Regions from separate parts of the Homo sapiens genome. Here region 1 is linked to region 2. The links are chromatin contacts, found by Hi-C or POLR2A ChIA-PET in ENCODE. All regions are on one chromosome and are shown on one strand. The core of a region is the stretch at or near the end of the contact, and the rest is flanking DNA. Distances in the headings are between cores, read along the strand shown.

Region 1 (3,404 bases), core at 185-2,684, 47 kb after region 2:
TCTTCCCAGGAAAGCATTTTTTAAAAATTTCCTAACCTCGCTCAGGAATATACATGATAGTAAGTATTAGTTGTTGAAGAAGTATTCCTTTATCATTTAATTTTATATTGAGCCCTTTATATGATTCAAATATTAGAAATTTTTGTAGGAATATTTTCCAAAATTGGCTTCGTATTTTTTATTTACTCATAGGTAAGAAGAGGTTTACTTGGTCGCAAGCACATGACAAGTAATTAAACACGTTCATACACTATCACTCTGGAAAAAAAAATTGGAATTCATGTTTTTGATGTTGTTTCAGCTGGGGTTTCAATTCATAGACAGAATTCTGTGGAGAATCCAGAAGTGAGATCTAACAGTTTAGCCAGCTCATCTATTTTCTTTTCGAAGGAAGAGATAGGACAAAATTGGATATCTCCAGAGGGAGGTCCAAGTACAGTGGCACAATGCATCCCCTTTTGACTGACGGAACTACCTGAGTTCCCTTGGAGAGACAAAGGAGGAAAGAAAAGTAGGAAGTAGAGAGAGGCTGACTGATTTAGAGACTTAAACATAACCCTTTAATATATAGAGGTGAGTTTTCAATATTCCCCCAAGACTGTTTTTGGGAGGGAAAAGAATTTAAAGTAAATAAAATAGAATATGGGATTCTTAATATTTATTCCACAAAGGGAAAGAAAGGAAAGAACATTATCAGGTAAGTCTTGTTTAATCCAGGCATTTTTTCCTTTTCTTAACTGTAAATGATGTACTATTTTTCCTGAGGTAAGAAATATAAACAGATTACAATTTGTAAATCTTACAAAGACCTATTCTTTTGAAACACCCTTACTACTTCATATTATAAGTATTTCTTCACTTAAGATTTCTGAAGTGAGAAACATTGTTTTGGGAATTACCAGTATCATGGGAATTTCTGTAACTCTTATACTCAAGCTATTGAATTAAATAAAACCTTGGAAGGACAAATGCCTTGATTTGTCCAGGGAGCTTACTGATAACGTGAGTGTTACAACCTGAAAACTCATCTGCTTTTAAATACCTAGGCACTGCCCCACTTCCTCCCTGACACTTTGTATTTAATTTTGAATTTTTAACTAAACAGAATTTCTTCTTCATTGTGCTTGTTTGATACAATGTTAGGGTTGCAAAGGCAGTTAATGATTGTTAGGAAAAGAAACTAATCCTTCTCACTGTCAAACATCAAACAGAAGGTCATCAACCTTGTAACAATAAAAAAAATTCTTTTGTTCTTTCCCAGTCCGTTAGGATTCCAGAATAGATTCAGATTGCAGCAGGGGAAGTTGAAACAAGAGCAGAGCTGGAAAGTCCAGACAAGATTATCAAACCAGACAATTGTGCCTTCCCCCAAACTCAGCGTAGCTGGGAGTCACTTCCCTATCAAAGCACGCAGGCAGTTCTGGGAAGGTTGTCTGTGTTCCCCCAGGAGTGGCCCTACTTACTGTAACATCAGTCAGGTTTGGTGGAGGATGGGTTGAGGAGAAATGGAGGGGGATGGTCAGAACAAGTAGTCACAGAAAAGAGTATTTGTTAGAAGTCAGAAAATTCCCCAGGCTAGAGTATATGTAATCACAAGTCTCAGAAAACAGTGATATGCTAGGCAACTTATGCTCACATCTTATAAAATAGTTGCAATAAAATAAGGCCCAGAGAGACCTAGACTCAACCTAAAGTCTCATATTGTCGATAACATAGCAAGTGACAGAAAAGCTCTTGTGTTTAAAATAGATGGGTCATGAATTTAAAGCAAAGACAGATGGTTTTCTTTCATTTTTATTGTGTGTTTTAATATAGTTGAGCATCAGCAGCATGATATTACAGCAATAGGTGGGGTAATTCCACTTTTAGGTAATAGATATAGAAATTCTTAAATAGGTCTGTGTCAGACCAAAATTTTTCATTAGTTGGTTACTTTTTTATAAAACCAGAAACCTAGCTTTACAAATTCTTTTTTTTTTTTTTTTTTTGCTGTGAAAGCTTATAAATGCAAATAATGTCTTTTTCTAGTACTGAGCGCTATGAAAGGACAGTAGATTCAAAAATTTAACTTGCATTCTTTTCACACATTGTAAAAACAGAATTAGAAAAATATAAGTATAATACAAAGAAAATTGTGCAAAAGTAGCAACCTAATTTTTATCAGATCCATAGTAAAATGTATGTCATCTTATTTAAATTAAGTAGCACTGTGAATGAAAACACACACACACAACATCATCTTGTAGCAAAATCAACTGATGCCGTAGGAAATTAGAGCTAAGATCAGAAAGCTCCGTTTTTCATCCCTTAAAAGGAATTTAATAAACCAATAGAAAGGATGAAAACCTAAAGCATAAGATGAAAATCTAAAGCTCAGTGTATTCTAAATTACATAATAAAAATGAAACTGACTCACATGAAAAACCACAGACCTTCCTAATGACTGGCTCTGAGAAATGTGGGCTCATATGTAGGGTTACAAAGGTAAACCAGGCTTTATGACACTTCCCTGTGCCGCTCTCCATCCCTCTCCAAACATTCACACTCGCATGGGCATCAGTGTCTTCACATGGCTTTGGGTTTGCTTTCTTTCAGAAGGTGACTCTTGGAATCAAACAAGCAAGTGCAGGTTTTCTTAACAGAGGTGATGCAGCATCTCGTATTTTTGATAGCACCCTAACAGCTAACGAGAAATGTAATTTACTGGGTGCTTTCTATATTCCAGGAATAGACCTAGTACTTTACATATAATATATTACTTGCCCTTTAAAATAATTTTATGAAGCATGTGTGGTTATTTTTATTCCTATTTTGCATATCTGGAAACAGGTTAACAAAGGAAAGAAAATTTCATCGAGGCCATGTAGCTAAGTTAAGTAGAGGGCCAGGTCCAAAGATTCAGGTACTGTTGGCTTGTGACACTTCTCGGTCTCTGCTCAATGGTTTTTCTTGCTAACAGTATTTTGAAATTACCTCAAAAGCCTTGTGTTCACTCCCAGAGGATAAGTCCTGATTGGCTCAGCAATTTTCGCAATCCTTTTAAAATCCTTGCCATTGATGATGGGCTCAGCCATGATTCCTGTTTACAGAGGAAGTTTGTTCTAGTGCTTCTGGGAAACATTTCCTTTTGGTAAGGCAGTGCAAGGGAAAGCCTTTTATTCCTACCAATTTCTGTCCTTTTGAGGACATTCTTGTGTAAGAATCATTTCTTCCCTGTAAGGCAATGCAAGAGAATGCTTTTTTACTCTTAACCTCTTCTGTCCTTCTGAGAATACTGTGTGAGAATGAGATGCTTCAATCTGCAGGATTCATCTTTTGCTTACAAGAGGAAACATGGAAAACACACTTGCATGTAGAAGTCGTAAGTGAGAGTCTGGGAGCTTGAAGATAGTATTGAGTATCAG
Region 2 (3,631 bases), core at 470-2,969:
GAGGCCAGGAGTTGGAGCCCACTCTGGGGAAAACATGTTGAGATCTTGCCTCTGCAAAAATAAAGTAAAATAAAATTTAAAAAAAGTAAAAAAATAAAATCAGCTGAGCATGGTGACATGCACCTGTGGTACCAGCTACTTTGGAGGCTAAGTTGAGAGGCAGTGATGGGAGGATCATTTGACGGCCCAGAGGTTGAGGCTGCAGTGAGCTGTGTTTGTGTCATTGCACTCCAGCCTGGGTAACAGAGTAAAACCTTCTGTCAAAAAAAAAAAAAAAAAAAAAAAAAAAACTGAAAGAAAGAAAAAGAAAGGCTGGGTACGGTGGCTCATGCCTGTAATCCCAGCACTTTGGGAGGCCGAGGTGGGCGGATCATCAGATCAGGAGTTTGAGACCAGCCTGACCAACATTGTGAAATCCCGTCTCTACTAAAAATAAAAAAAAGTTAGCCGTGCGTGGTGGCACCTGCCTGTAATCCTAGCTACTCAGGAGGCTGAGGCAGGAGAATTGCTTGAACCTGGGAGGCAGAGGTTGCAGTGAGCTGAGATTGTGCCACTGTACTCCAGCCTGGGCAACAGAGCAAGACTCCATCTCAAAAAAAAGAAAAAAAAAATTGTCCATGCCTATAATCCTTATGTTATTTTGTCTCTAACAGTTAAAGCCTTTCATTAATCATGAAGGATTCTTAATCATGAAAGTGAAATGTAGGACAAATTCATCTTGTATGTAAGACAATTACCTTCTCACTAAATAATGCTAAGGCATGATATATTTTATTTCCTTTGGGAATATAATTGTTACTATAGTAGTCAGTATGTTGCAAAATACGCAGTTTTTAATTTACATTTTCCTATTTGTTTTCCGAATTCACACTGAATCATAGATAACAATCAGTACAATGTTAGGATTGTTTTACATTTAATTCCTTCTTACACATGAAACTATTACATTTTCACCCTGCCACAGGTAATTGGTTCCAGACCTTTATGTTTTGCATTTAGGATTAAGCTGTGGCTTTGATATCTATGCATTATTAGCAAATCAAGTTATCACAAGATTAGTATACTAAAAAATGGATTCCTCCAATAAAATTTGAGATGGGCTAAAAGGAGGTAAACTGCTAGTTGGTTGTTTCTTCTTTTTGCCTTTATTGTCCTTTATTAAGGCCTATAATTTTAACCTCCATCGATTTACCTTCCTCAACTTTTTCTGTGATGTAAAGACAAAGTAGCTTTGGGTAAAGAAACCATTATTTAATCTGGCCCTGTAAAATAACATGACCAGGGAGATCATGTCCAGGCAGGATCAATACTGAGATCTTCTGACATGGAATAGGTAATCTTTTAAAGCCTAGATATTGACAGGACAATCCACTAAGTAAATAGCTGGGAAGCAGTAAAGCTTCAATTGGCTTACCGTGTTAGCACATACTATTTCCATTTTCTTGCAGTGACAAGGCTGTTCTTGGGCCATGTTCAGCTTTCTTTTAGGCCCATCTACTTTGATTCTACTTAATTGATTCTCAACCTTGCTTGTTTTATATTGTCAGAATCACCTTTTATTTTTCAGTGTTAAAAAAAGACAAGAAGTTACTCATCTCTGGCCAGTAACTTTCAGTGATGTGAAAGTACTAGTATTTCAGTCTGGCCTTGCACTGTCTAAGCTAGTCTGTGTGTGAATTCCCCTGTTCAGAGGATCCAGTGAGTCACTTTGTGAGGATACACTTGAGCCTGTTTGAAGCTCACGTAACCATAATCTCCCTATGGTCTGATGTAATAACCGGTAAGAAAGTCAAGCACAAATTGATATATGTCTGAGGGTTGTAGGCATAATTATCTTAATATGACACTTTAGAAATAACATATTGTCGATATGTCATTGACCTTTTTTCCAAAATGGGTAAAATATTTGTAAGTGTAGATAAAATTATGACAGTGTGGTACTTTCCTTTGCTCCAGAACCACAAGAAAGAATCACTAACTTGGTTGCAGAAACATGTGTTGAAGAATTAGGTTACCTAGATTAGGACAATTGCCAGAATGCTTCCTTTTTCATATCCTTTTTTCATAAAGTACTCACTTTATGGTTGTGGGCTATGAGTATCTGTGAGTATTGTGTTCTACATGAGGTTTCCTAGAAGTATGTGGGACATATGGATATTTGTACTTAACTTCCTGGGTACCTTAGAAGGCAGCTGAGAAGACCAAAGAAAAGCTGAAGTTGACAGTCTAAACTTGGAAATTTTAAGAAAGAAAGCCAGAATCTAATTGAGCCAGTCTTTTATTATTTTTGGCTGTCCTCTAACAGACTACCTAGAGATTGTTTTATACCCTAAAGAGTATAAAACACAGAGCAAACACTAAGTTAGGAAAGATTGCTGTAAACTAACTGAAACAAAATCCCCAAATTGCCAAATAAGGGATAATGATTCATATAACTAATTTTAGTTCTCTGAATTGAACAAAAGTTACCATACCATGTTAGAATCTTTCCTGGGTTAATAACTTTTCCAAGCCGCTCTCTGTCATGGTTGGTTTTCATACATTTTTTTCATCCTGTGAGCACTCTGGGTGTTTTATAGACCATAGACATTCCAAATTTTTATATATTTCTCTTTGCAAAATGGGCTTTTCACTCTGATTTCTTTTACATCTATAGATGTAAATGTCATCAACACAATTTAACCTATTTCATGGGAGAAGGAATAAATTAGAATTATTTTACAATTTTCCATAAATGGTTTACCATATATATGTGTTCTTTAAATAGTTGATTAAAAATCTACTATTCACAGACTTGAATGCTCACAATCTAATGTTTTCATGTTTAACTTATTGTCAATTGTTATTCAGCGTCAGTTAATATGTACTGAAAGCCTTTGCATGGCATTTCCATGTGCATTTCTGGGCTACATACTTAAAGAAATACAACAATCACAAACAATGTAGGTTCTGTGTCGTAGTAGCTTCTGTCCTTAAATATTAATATGAATTCACATAGGAAAGTGTAAAATGAAGGAAGATATTTTCTGAATGGAAGCTGAGAGTTGTGGTTGGAAAAAAAACCACTCATTTCCTTCTTCCTTGCTTTCTTTTTCAGGTTCTTTGGATTAGAATTGTTAATAGGCCAGACAAATCTGTCTAAAATAAATCCTTCAAAGCTGAGTGAGCAATATGTCCCCAGAGAAATTATCTTACTGGGACATGATCTGAGTTTATGCCAAGTTCCGCTTAAAGGTTCCGGATGTTTAAGGACTTCTTGACACTGCAGTTTTAGTTCTTTCTTAAGTATGCCTTCTTTTTCTTTATTATAGCTGATTATTCATGATGGAATTTCAGATTTTACAAAATTAATTATTTCTAGATGCAAAACTAGTGAGTTTACCATGTTCAACAAATTACATTTATATTTAAGATGGCCTCACAGTCAAAATAGCCTAAATTTGTATAATTTAGCTTAATTTTTCATAATTATTTCAAAAACGTTTGTTATTTTTCTAAAAGATGATGTCCCTGTTAATAAAATACTTTATATTTTTAAAATAAGTAAATAGTCATTTAAAAACAAACTCTGACTAGTGGATCACAAGGTCAGGAGGTCGAGACCATCCTGGACAACATGGTGAAACCCCAT

What was found. Hi-C counts contacts between places; a loop is a spot of excess contacts on that map. ChIA-PET counts read pairs that join two places held with the same protein, here RNA polymerase II (POLR2A). Pooled maps may share reads with other maps.
Region 1: a loop to region 2 is called in a map of GM11168, with 2.9 times the contacts of the local background. The contact joins two enhancer-like sites. A Hi-C loop is called at or near these places in 2 of 168 maps with a recorded cell type or tissue (GM11168 and HepG2), 1 of 37 single-sample maps with no recorded cell type and 4 of 50 pooled maps. POLR2A ChIA-PET finds 5 or more read pairs at or near these places in 6 of 52 experiments (BJ, GM12878, H1 and 3 more).

What each region holds. Positions count from the first base shown.
Region 1 is chr3:78,870,327-78,873,730 of GRCh38, reverse strand. All of the region lies in intron 4 of ROBO1 (roundabout guidance receptor 1), which reads left to right. Among named protein-coding and RNA genes, the nearest start is that of MIR3923, 640 kb to the left of the region's middle. Within about 2 kb of position 1,434, at least 2 of the 41 ENCODE cell types and tissues checked have a DNase peak (open chromatin) inside an H3K27ac peak, as active enhancers do.
Region 2 is chr3:78,917,284-78,920,914 of GRCh38, reverse strand. The region is part of intron 4 of ROBO1 (roundabout guidance receptor 1); the gene reads left to right. Among named protein-coding and RNA genes, the nearest start is that of MIR3923, 590 kb to the left of the region's middle. Within about 2 kb of position 1,719, at least 4 of the 41 ENCODE cell types and tissues checked have a DNase peak (open chromatin) inside an H3K27ac peak, as active enhancers do.